Linked DNA regions of Homo sapiens: regions 1 and 2 are each linked to region 3. The links are chromatin contacts, found by Hi-C or POLR2A ChIA-PET in ENCODE. All regions are on one chromosome and are shown on one strand. The core of a region is the stretch at or near the end of the contact, and the rest is flanking DNA. Distances in the headings are between cores, read along the strand shown. Region 1 holds the start of SMIM1 (small integral membrane protein 1 (Vel blood group)). Region 2 holds the start of PRXL2B (peroxiredoxin like 2B). Region 3 holds the start of CAMTA1 (calmodulin binding transcription activator 1).

Region 1 (3,475 bases), core at 580-3,079, 3.0 Mb before region 3:
GAACCAGCAACGGCCCAGAGAGGAGAATGGAAGAGAGGTGGGGACAACATTCCCTCTGTACAGGACAGAAGGGACTTGAGGGACAGATGTGACGACCTCAAAGATCTCTAGGAGTCTGGGGCTCCTCACAACTCTAAGAGGGCTGAAGAGGGGGCTTAGTGCAGGCTTCTGCGGGCTGGTGGTGTGCACCTGCCCCCGGCTCCGCATTCTGTGACTTCACTTCCGTGGCTGAAAATCAGCCACTGTGGGAATATTCCCACCACAGAAACTGGCAACGCCACAAAGCCGAGGGTTGTTTGTTTTTTCTCCCCCTGGAGAGCCGGTTGTAAGTATTCACCAGCACACCCCTGCTGCAGCAAGCCTCTCTGGAGGAGGAGGAGAGGGTGGCGTCCCGGGCAGCTGGCACGGACTGTGCAGACCGGCCTCAAGGCCAAGGTGAGGAACTGGGAAGGCCACCTCGACGGCTGTGTTTCTTGTGTAGAGAATTATCTCAGAGAGAAGCGACTACTATAATCAGCTGAAGCAGAAAGGCGTCAAAGTGCCCCCCCTGCAACAGTCAGAGGCCTTCCTGACCAGCAAATCCAAGAAGGGGACCTCCAAGTAGGCCCAGCCAGGCCCCCAAATACGGTCAGCCCAGCAGAGGCCGGGGCCCAGCTCCAGAACCACCCGCCCCCACCATGCGTCCTGCTCTCAGACTCAGAATTAAACCCCGGTGTTGGCACTGTCCCACCTTTTTCTTCTCTGGGATCCACGCGGGGGCCTACTCTCCTCTGCGACCTTGAGCTACAAGGACACTCCCCATTCCAAAGCTCACTCACAGGGAGTCAGCACACCAGCCTGTGCCCCTAGCTCCTAACAGGTCCCCTTGCGGCACCAGGCTGCCAGAGGCCTGAGCCGGGGTGTCCGCCCAGCACTCAGCACAGACCTCACGCCTGAGCAGAAGGGGTCTGTGACCTTCTGCCCTGGGGGCTCTCCTGGCTGGGGCACTCTCTTGCTGGAGGACCCCTCTGGAAGATGGTGAGGGTGGGGGGCTCTGTTCCCATCCCCCCGCTCCTGGAAGGAAAGCTTTACGCACGGGAACGGTGTCTGTGGTCCCCGACGCTTCCCCGGCGCCTCTGAGGCTCTGGGCGCCTGAACACCTTCGGAAGGGACTCTCCCCATTACCCTTCTCTGCTCCCCACCCACACCTGCTTCCCTTCCCGCCGCGAGCACCGAGCGTGGGCCACGTGCGGGCGCCACGCCCCTCAAGCCCCGGAGGAGGACGGTCCCCGCGGCCGGGTCCCCGAACCCAGCATTCAGGCCCAGACGCGCCCAGAGCCTCCCGCAGTCTCGTCGGCGCTGCAGCCGGGTCCCCGCGGGGCTGGGAGGCTCGTGGCGTCGGAGGGGCTCCAGCAGGGGTGAAGGAGGTCGGGGACCCTGGAGGCCCCAAGGGCGAGCCGTCTGGGGGCAGAAAGTGCAGCCCTCTGCAGACCCTGCCCGGCCCCCCTGCACCTCCTGGCCCCGGGGCTGGGCGGCCTAGAGCCCCGGCCCCTTCCGGACGAGGCGTCTCCCGGCCCCACTCGCCCCGCCCCCAGCCCCTTCTGGACCAGGCGCCTCCCCGCTGCGGCCCTAGCCCTTCCCCGCATGGCCCCGCCCCCCTCTCGCCCCGCCCCCTCTCGCCCCGCCCCCGGCCCCTTCTGGACCAGGCGCCTCCCCGCTACTGGCCCCAGACCTTCCCCGCATGGCCCCGCCCACCACTCTAGCCCCGCCACCTTCCGGACCAGACACCTCCCCGCTGCTGGCTCCAGCCCTTCCCCGCGTGGCCCCGCCCCCGCCCTCGCCCCCTGCCCAGGCCCGGCCCCTGCGGAGCCCAGAGACGCGGGGACACAGGTGAGGCGCGCGGGGTCCGGGCTGCGGCTTCCCGGTGCGGCCGCAGTGGGCAGGTGCGACTGTGCGCGGCCTCGCTGGCTGAGAACTGGCGGGGGTGGGGGCGTGCCCTGGACTGACCCCCACCGGCCTAACCCGCGGTGCGGGGCCAGGGCCGGAACTGCCCGCCCGGCTCCTTGCCCGGCTCCTTGTGGCTGCTGGGGACCCCCGACACCAGCCACTTTCCCTTCCCGGCCCTTAGCAAGATCGGCTTCTCCGGTCACCTTTATTTTTTTAGGCTCGAGGCGTCTGCCGCACCTCAGCCCACGACCTGCCCCGCTGGGAGGTGCGGGCCGCTGGCCAGGCCCTGACCGCAACCTGGCCCAGAGGCCCCAGCCCTCAGGCAAGGTTCTCCGGGTAAGTGTGGGGCCCTGAGGCGCTGTGGGGTGAAGAGGTCTATGGAGGGGCGCCTGTGTACCTAGGGCCTTCCTGCACTCACAAGCCCCCAGGAGGTGCCAGGATCCGGGAGCCTCCCAGGGCCTGGAGGGGAGTCCCTGATGGGTTCCTGCCGCCACACCTGTGACCATCACATGAGTGTGGAGAGACGTTTACTGAGCAAGTGAGGGAGGCCAGCCTCAAGGGCCGGCTCTGGTGGCTGTGCACCGGGGTGACTTGGGAACAACGTGTTCTACGTCAGCAAGACAGGAACCCATGATCCCAGAGTTGAACACACTGGGCTTGACCCCTCCCACCGGGAGGCCCATGGTGGGCTGCTGCTGTGGACTTGGAGCCTCAGCACTCCCGAGACTAATGCTGCGTGGATGTCGGGTTGCAAGGCGGCTGCTGCAGCTCCAGCAGCTCCAGCCATCACGTCGAGTCTGGAAGAAGGAGGTGGCTGCTGCTGCTTTCACAGAAGCAAACTCTCCCATCCCCTGCTGCACCCTGGCTCCTGGACCCCAGCTGGGTGACTTGGGAAAGCAGGGGTGGTGGTATTAAGCTTGTCTTACCCGGGTCATGGCTGTTACCTGGGGCTGGCACATTGCTGCTGGGACCAGAATGGGATTCTGCACACCAGGCAAGAGGGCGTGAACCTCGGGTAGGCAGCTGACCGCTCCACATGCTCCGGGAAAACAGCACCCATACTCCAGTAGAGGCTGGGCCTCTCCGGGCCTGAGTGCCAGGCTGCACTGAGCCAGGGCTCCCACCGAAGGCACACTTTATGGCTTTGAGACAGCTCCTTCTGCCTCTCTGGGCTTTGGGGGAAGGCAGACATGGAAGTGCCGGGAGTCTCAGAACTGCCTGGGGCCTGAGTTTCTGAGCTGGCTTCTTGCAGGGGAGTGGCTGCTGTGCCTTTAGGCCTCTGTGCCGATGACCTGGGAGGAAGGTCAGCCTTCCCCGCTGGAGGGGGCCCAGCAAAGCCTCAGCTCCTAGAAGTGAGGGGCCTGCCATTGCCTGCCCGAGGACCCCACTCCTGGGGGCCAGATGCTGAGAGGGGACACTGGGGGCCCAGCAGACCAGAGAGCTGACCCCAGTCCCACAGCCTGGGTGGGTTGTCAACTTCTCGTGCCCCCTCCAACTCCTCCACCCCCACACCCCCTTAGGTAAATAGGAGGTCGAAACAGAGGCCAGA
Region 2 (3,675 bases), core at 492-2,991, 4.2 Mb before region 3:
GAGCTGGGAGGCTGCAAGCTCCTTTCCCACTCTCCTCTGCCCGTTGGCTTCCAGTGAGGCTCCTGCAGCGATGGCGTTGGTGGGAGATGCCAGGCGAGGAATTGATCTCGCATTCTCGTTTCTGGGAACGTCTCTGAAAATGGCTGAATCCCGTCTGGGATCCCAGCTCCCAAGGAGGCGGCAGCTTGCTCACTGCTTGCACAGCCCCAGACGGCAGAGGGGCCCTCTCCTGCACAGCCTGAGACAGTGGAGGGGCCCCCTCCTGCACAGCCCCAGAAGATAGAGGGGCCCCCTCCTGCACAGCCCGAGACAGTAGAGGGGCCCCCTCCTGCACAGCCTGAGACGGTGGGGGGGGGCCCTTCCTGCCCAGCCCCAGATGGTAGAGGGGCCCCCTCCTGCACAACTCCAGAGGGTAGAGGGCCCCTCCTGCACAGCCCGAGACGGTAGAGGGGTAGCCCTGGTCTCTGGGGGCTGCACTCCTGGGCTCTGGAGCTGCCACAGCTCCTCCCTCCTAGTGCTTCCCCTTCCTTGTTTTGCTTTTTGCCCTTTCTGACATAGTGACGACTTCCGTTTCGCAGTCTGGACCTTCACCACCCCAGGGCGAGGGCACAGGCGAAGCAGCAGCACCCCCCCGGGGCCTCTCTTTATTTGGAATACAGTGTGGGGGCTCCCCCTTCCTTCTCCAGCCCGCCCAGGCCCCTGGAGCTGTCCTGGGGCCTGGGGAGTGAGGACCCGTGCCAGCAGCACAGACTCTGCCAGGCCGGGCCCGCTCAGGTGGGAGCCCAGGCCGGGTGAAGCTGTGACCCGGCCCTCACCCCAACTCGGTGACAAAAGCTATCACAGGGCTGCAGTGGGGGAGGAACAGGACGCATCTGCCAGGCACCTGACCCGCAGTGCACTTCTGGGAGCTGTGCTTATCTCCCCGGGGTCTATTTCGCCCCAAGGTTTGGCGGGTTAAAAGCTGATATGCAACCGGCACGACATGAACAGTATTTCATGATTAAAGACATCGCGTCCATGTATAATTGAGATGCTGCCGCATTTGCGGGGATTTTCAAGCGAAAACCAGGCCACGTGGAAAGGCTAAGCCCTCGCACCCCCCCGCCCCCCACTGCTGGGACCCCCGCCCCGCGGGAGACCCCGGCCCGCGGTCCCCTATGCCCGCGACCCCTGCGCTCACCCTCTCCCCTCAACCCTGAGTCCAGCCCAGTCTCGCGCGAGGCCGCAGGGAGACCCCCGCCGCTCCCTGGACCACCCCTGGGCCCACCGTACCCAGCCGCTCCCCGGCGCCCCCCGGGACGACCCCGAGCCGGCTGCCCGCCTCCCGCCGCATTCCGCACAGGCGCACCGCGCACCGAGGGCCGCACCGCCCAGCTCCGCCTGCTGCGCCAATGGCCGACGGGGTCCAAGTCGGCGGCCCAACGGAGAGGCGGGGCTAGGGGCGGGACCAGGACGCGGGACAGCAACTGTCCCGCAAGGCCCGGATTGAGGAGGCGGGAGGGACCGAAGCAGGCGGACCCAGGATTTGGCGCCGCGATCTCGAGGCTTGGCCTGGAGTAGGAGGGGAAACAAGGCGGGACTAGGGGCGAATCCGAGGGGGCGGAGCAGGGCTCGGGGTGCGGTCGGGGGCGTGGCCGGGGCGCGCTGCGGCCATCTTGGGGGCGGGCCCGGGGCGGAGACGAGCCCGAAGGGGCGGGGCCTCGGCGGCAGCAAGAAAGGCGGGACCGGGGCATCTCGGGGCGGGGCTTGGGGCTGGATCTATGAGCCGGGAGCGGGGATCCAGGAGCGAGGAGCCGGGAGCGGGGAACAGGGAGTCGGGGAGCCGGGAACCAGGGCTGGCAGCGGCCGCCATGAGCACGGTGGACCTTGCTCGCGTGGGCGCGTGCATCCTGAAGCATGCGGTGACCGGGGAGGTGAGGCCGGGTGGACGCAGGGCGGTGGGCGCGTCCCTGGCTCCTTGCCCGGGCGTCCTGGCAGCGATGGGGTGGTGGGGGCCGCGGGGCCTGGGCGGGGCTGGGGGCAACGGGGCGCGCCCATGACCCAGCCGCCCGGCAGGCCGTGGAGCTGCGGAGCCTGTGGCGGGAGCACGCGTGCGTGGTGGCCGGGCTGCGGCGCTTCGGGTGCGTGGTGTGCCGCTGGATCGCCCAGGACCTCAGCAGCCTTGCTGGGCTCCTGGACCAACACGGCGTGCGCCTGGTGGGCGTAGGGCCCGAGGCCCTGGGTCTGCAGGAGTTCCTGGACGGCGACTACTTCGCGGGAGGTGCGTCCTGTTCCCCGCCGCGGCGGCGCACATACCCTTCCCTAAGCTCAGGGCGTTCGGGGCCCTTTCCTGCCCAACCCCGGCCCTTCTGTCTGCTGGAGCGGCCTTGATATGCCCACGGGTCAGCGTCCCTCATCTCTCCCTGCCTCCCCGCCCCGCAGCTGGTGGCTGGGTGGTGCCCTGCACAGACCTGGGCCCAGCAGCAGAGTCTGGACGAGCTCTGCCCCGCCGGCTCCACCTGTTGCCTCTGGGACTCAGCCCCTCTTCTGAGGGGAGGGGGGACACTCAGCCCCGTTTTACCCCTCCCTGCCCTGCGGGGGTGGGCTGAGCACGGAGGGTGGGCAGAGGAACAGAGGGTCGGAAGGAGGAGGGCGATTCTTTGTGGTGAGTGGGTTGGGGGCTGGTTCTGCGCCTGGGGCACACACATGTGGCTTCCGCTTTCCAGAGCTCTACCTGGATGAGAGCAAGCAGCTTTACAAGGAGCTAGGCTTCAAGCGGTGAGTGGGGGCGGGAACCCTTGGGTAGCGTGGGGTGGGGGGCCCAGGGGTTCCCACCGCTCCCTGCCACCTCCTCTCCCTGCTGCCCTCTGTGGTGCTGTCCACTCGGGCCTTCCTGGGCAAGGCGGCTCTGGTGGCACTGTTGACCAGCCCTTCTGCCAGGCCTTCTCTTGGGTGCTGGGTGACTGTAATGAGCCACCTCGTCCGGGGCTTACTCTCGGTGTCCAGACCACCTCGTGGGGTGGAGCCTCGTGGCCCATCAGGGGCCATCCTAGCTTTCTGGTGTCTGTGCCACAGGCTGCTTCCTTTGCTTGGCAGTTGCCAGCTGAGCCAGATCCCTGGGCACACCCAGCCTGGGGCCCCATCCATGCTCCCTGCACCCTCTGTGGACCCTCGGCTAGCAGCCACTGGGCTCGGTGTCCAACCTGCCGGTGGGCTGGGCTGGCTACTGATCTGGTCGCCTGTGCCATCTCTGAGCCCTGGTGAGGCGGGTGGGTGGGGTGGGGCCTGACCTAGGAACTGGTCTCATGGACACTGGAGCAGGCTCTGGACCCAGGCTTCTCCGGAGTTTGGCCAAGCGACCTGGTGTCTTCGCAGGTACAACAGCCTGAGCATCCTCCCAGCAGCTCTGGGGAAGCCCGTGCGTGATGTGGCTGCCAAGGTGTGTGCGGGTCAAGGGTGTACAGGCCGGGGGGTGGTGGGAGCTCCCAGGAGCCTTTCTTCTAGGATTGACTCAGGCTGTACCCACTCCTGACAGGCCAAGGCTGTTGGCATCCAGGGGAACTTGTCTGGGGACCTGCTGCAGAGCGGAGGGCTGCTGGTGGTCAGCAAAGGTGGGTCGAGGGAGGGGCCTCGGCCACTGCCTCAAGGAGGGCCTTGCTGAACTTGGTGGCCCAGCCCAGGCCCTCTCTCTGGCTT
Region 3 (3,324 bases), core at 84-2,583:
GATCACATTGAGGGGCTGGAGCTCTTACATTCAACTTTTCTTTCCTTTTTCTTCTTTTTAAACAATTTGCGATTGCAGCCTCTCCTTTTGTTTCCGGTATTACCTGCCCAGGAGCAGAATTCCTTACTTTCTCCGGAGAGAGGCCGGTCCCTGGGAGCGCTGCCCAGCCACCCGCACGCCTAGCCGCCCCGAGAGCCGCACTCGGCGGACCCGGTTCCTAGGCTCGTTCCCGGGGCACCTGGCGGGCGCCCACCTCCCGGGGGGCACGTGCTCCCGTACGCAGCGCGAGGGCAGCGGGTGCCTGGCTATTTATTAGGAAAAGCCCCGCGCGGACTCTCCGGATTGAGGAGGGTGGGAAACTCGGCTGCCCAGCGCTCCACCCGGGCGGCCGGGGCTGGCGCTTCTCTGCTTTCGGCCGGCGGCCTCATCCTGGGACAGGCAACCATGAGTCATCCGCTCCGCGGGTCACATGGGCAACGTGACCAAAATAAAGTTTCGGTATTTTAAGCCGCCAGAAAAGGGGACAACGGAGCTCACCGGGGGCGGGCACAGGAGGCGGGCGCAGGCGGGCGGCGCCGGGGCCGTGGGGACGCGGCGCCGAGGGGGCGGGGCCTGGCGGGAGGCTCGCCCCTCCCCCACGGCCGGCAGCGACGCCCGGACTCCTAGGCAGTCGGACTCCAGGGCGCGGCACCCCTGCGGACCTCAGCCCCGAGGCCCCCCGCGTCCGGCTCCCCACCGGCAGCGGCGGCGGGCTGCGGGATCCCGGAGATCCCGGCGCGTCCCCCACAGCCACCGGGACCCCACGCGCCAGCAGCGGCTTCCCCGGGAACGTCCTTCAGCCCCGGGAGCACGCGGGAAAAGCCCCAGCGTGCCAATGAGGGAGCGCCTTCCTCATGACGGTCACGCTCGGGGGCGGGGCTTCCCTTCGCCGCTCCCGAGTTCCGGGAACCCCCTTTGATTGGTCTGGACGGCCTGGGAAACACTGTAGTGACGCCCAATCAAAACGCCACGTCTCGGCCTCGAGGAAATATTCCGTGTCGGGCCCGTCCTGATTGGACAGTTCTTTCGGGTTCTGGCCACTAGGAAGCTTTGTTTAGGTCCGGAAGGCGGGCTTTCCTGGGAGTGGGTGGGGAGGGGGCGTTGATTCTTGACCAATCCTTTCAGTCCGTTGGGTGGTGACCAGCCAATGGGCCGGATGGATAGGACGCTCCTCCCGGAGAGTAGTGAGACCCCTGGTGCGGGGCGATTGGCGGCGGGAGCGATGAGTGGCAGCCGCACGGCCCAACGGGAGCTGTGCGTGGGCCGCGGGGCGGGGCCAGGGCGGGTGCGCGGCGGCGGCGGGGTGGCTGGGCCGGCGGCGGCGGCGGTACGAGGCGCGCGCTCGGGGTCCCGGTCGCGAGGAGGAGGAGGATGTGGCGCGCGGAGGGGAAATGGCTGCCGAAAACAAGCCGGAAGGTAAGAGCCGGAGCGCGAGGGGCTGGGGGGCGGCGCGGCGGGCGGCGGGACCCGGCCCCGCCGGACATCCCGGGCATCGGCGGCGCCGGGCGGGAGCGCGGGGGCGCGGCGGGCGGGCGGGCGGGCGACCCGGCCGGGGAGGGGGCCGGCGGGGTGGGGGGGCGGAGCGCGGCCGAGTCCTGAGGTGACTCGCGGGGCCGGCGGAGCGCGGCGCCCCACACCCCACCCCCGGGGGCGGGCTGGGGCCGGAGGGGGCGGGGGGCTCGCGGGGCGGGGACCGGGCCCAGCGAGGAGGAGGAGCCGGCGGAGGGCCGGCGCCTCCCCCACCCGGACCGGGCATCCCCGCCGCTCCCGAGCCCGCTGCGCGGCCCCCGCACCCCCGGCGCTGGGTCCACGGTGGGGGCCGCGGGGCGGAAAGTTTATCCGCCTCGGGTCCTCCTGGCCCCGCGCCCCACTGCTCCGGGCCGGTCCCCGTCGGGCGGCAGCGGCCGGCGCTCAGCCCTCGCCGGCCCCCTGCTCTCCGGCGGGCAGGGCCAGATGTACTCTCTCCGGCACCCTCTTCAGCCCCGTGGACACCTCCCTGAGCGGGCGGGGGGTCCCCGAGCTTCTCCCCGCCAGGGGGACCCCGTCCTGCCGAGCGTCCCTCGGCCGAAGGGCCTCGTGTGACCCCTCCCCCTTCGCTTCCCGGGAAGGGAAGGGGGCCTGCGCAGCATCCCCGCCCCTCGCAGTCGTTCACATCCTACTCTTGCCCTTGCACCCTCACAGCCAGGAGGGTGGGGTCTCCGTTTCTATGGCAAGTGAGGATCTCCACACTCCCTTGCCCTTTACCTTCCGTGACCCCGATCCTTCCTTGGCACAGGGGTCCGTCTGATCTGCTCATCTTCTTTGGATTCTTTTGGGGCCTCTGCACACTCTCCGTTGACCCTTTTTGCCAGGACAAGGGGACTCAGGCTGCCCATGTTCTTCTTTCCTCACCCAGTGGATAGTGGGGGCTTGTGCAGCTCTGAAGTCATTTCTAAATAGGAAAGCAGACACTTCTTCCAGATCATGCATACTCTTACACTTTGCTGGGTTAGGGCGAGCTCATTTCCTAAATACCCTTTGAGTTGCCCTCCTTTTCTTATGGAGACAACTGGACGTTCACCGTGCTCCTTTCGCCATTTGTGTGTCTACACTGACTTGTTCTCTCTTCTCGGAGTTCCTTGTCTGGGTGAGAGTGGGCGCCCCAATAAGATGTAGGGCAGGGCTTCCATTGTGCCTAGTGCTTGAGTGAAAAGGGGCCACACTAGTTGCTCCTGTGTCTGAGGAAGACCGGGGTATATTTTTGCCTCCACTTGACTCTTGTGTCTCAGGAGGGGGCAACCTTCATCAGTTGACACTACCTCACTGGGAAAAGGGTCATGTGGCCTTGTTTTTTGATGTTTTGATTACTGTCTTCTGTGCAGTGAGAACCAGACTTTGTCCGTCCCACACTCAAGAGTCCTTGAACCTTTCCTGGATATAAACTTCCCGATTGTTTTTTGAGAGAACTCATATCCTCCTCTGTGGCTTCTGCTTCGCAGTCAGCCATATTTAGTGAGCCTGTTACTTTGACTTTTTCTAATTTTCTCAAATTGTATTCATGTTGGCTGGGTAAGGAGAAGCCATATGCCTTTCCATTCAGAAAAGGGAGTGTAGACACCCGTGTCGCCCACATGCCATCCTGGAAGAGGTTGCTTGTGTGCTCCTTGTTGTACTAGAACCTTCCTTTGGCTCTGGTGTTGTCTCTTGTGGGATCCAGACATTTCTTTAGATCTTGTAGCTTTCAGAAGGGGGAATTTGAATGCTTTCTGTTTTTTGCTGTTCCGGTTCTGCTTTGGAGAACCAGAT

What was found. A loop is a pair of places that touch in the nucleus more often than their neighbours do. ChIA-PET counts read pairs that join two places held with the same protein, here RNA polymerase II (POLR2A). Pooled maps may share reads with other maps.
Region 1: a pooled map shows a loop between it and region 3 (19-fold over the local background). The contact joins the promoter of SMIM1 here to the promoter of CAMTA1 in region 3. A Hi-C loop is called at or near these places in 7 of 50 pooled maps.
Region 2: a loop to region 3 is called in a pooled map, with 36 times the contacts of the local background. The contact joins the promoter of PRXL2B here to the promoter of CAMTA1 in region 3. A Hi-C loop is called at or near these places in 1 of 37 single-sample maps with no recorded cell type and 6 of 50 pooled maps. POLR2A ChIA-PET finds 5 or more read pairs at or near these places in 1 of 52 experiments (PC-9).

What each region holds. Positions count from the first base shown.
Region 1 is chr1:3,770,920-3,774,394 of GRCh38, forward strand. SMIM1 (small integral membrane protein 1 (Vel blood group)) reads left to right here and starts at 1,830. Exons shown (of 4, transcript NM_001288583.2): 1 at 1,830-1,869; 2 at 2,144-2,262. CCDC27 (coiled-coil domain containing 27) reads left to right here. Exons shown (of 12, transcript NM_152492.3): 12 at 482-726. The coding sequence ends at 604. RefSeq lists enhancers at 213-891, 2,178-2,693, 2,694-3,209 and a silencer at 1,237-2,116.
Region 2 is chr1:2,585,036-2,588,710 of GRCh38, forward strand. PRXL2B (peroxiredoxin like 2B) reads left to right here and starts at 1,742. Exons shown (of 7, transcript NM_152371.5): 1 at 1,742-1,913; 2 at 2,056-2,260; 3 at 2,706-2,757; 4 at 3,355-3,418; 5 at 3,515-3,590. The coding sequence starts at 1,851. RefSeq lists an enhancer at 2,550-3,182.
Region 3 is chr1:6,784,121-6,787,444 of GRCh38, forward strand. It overlaps CAMTA1 (calmodulin binding transcription activator 1), which reads left to right and starts at 1,334. Exons shown (of 23, transcript NM_015215.4): 1 at 1,334-1,455. The coding sequence starts at 1,411. CAMTA1-DT (CAMTA1 divergent transcript) reads right to left here and starts at 860. Exons shown (of 3, transcript NR_149049.1): 1 at 538-860; 2 at 29-103. RefSeq lists enhancers at 1-376, 377-1,051 and silencers at 177-236, 317-376, 507-916, 1,257-1,416, 1,627-1,896 and 1 more.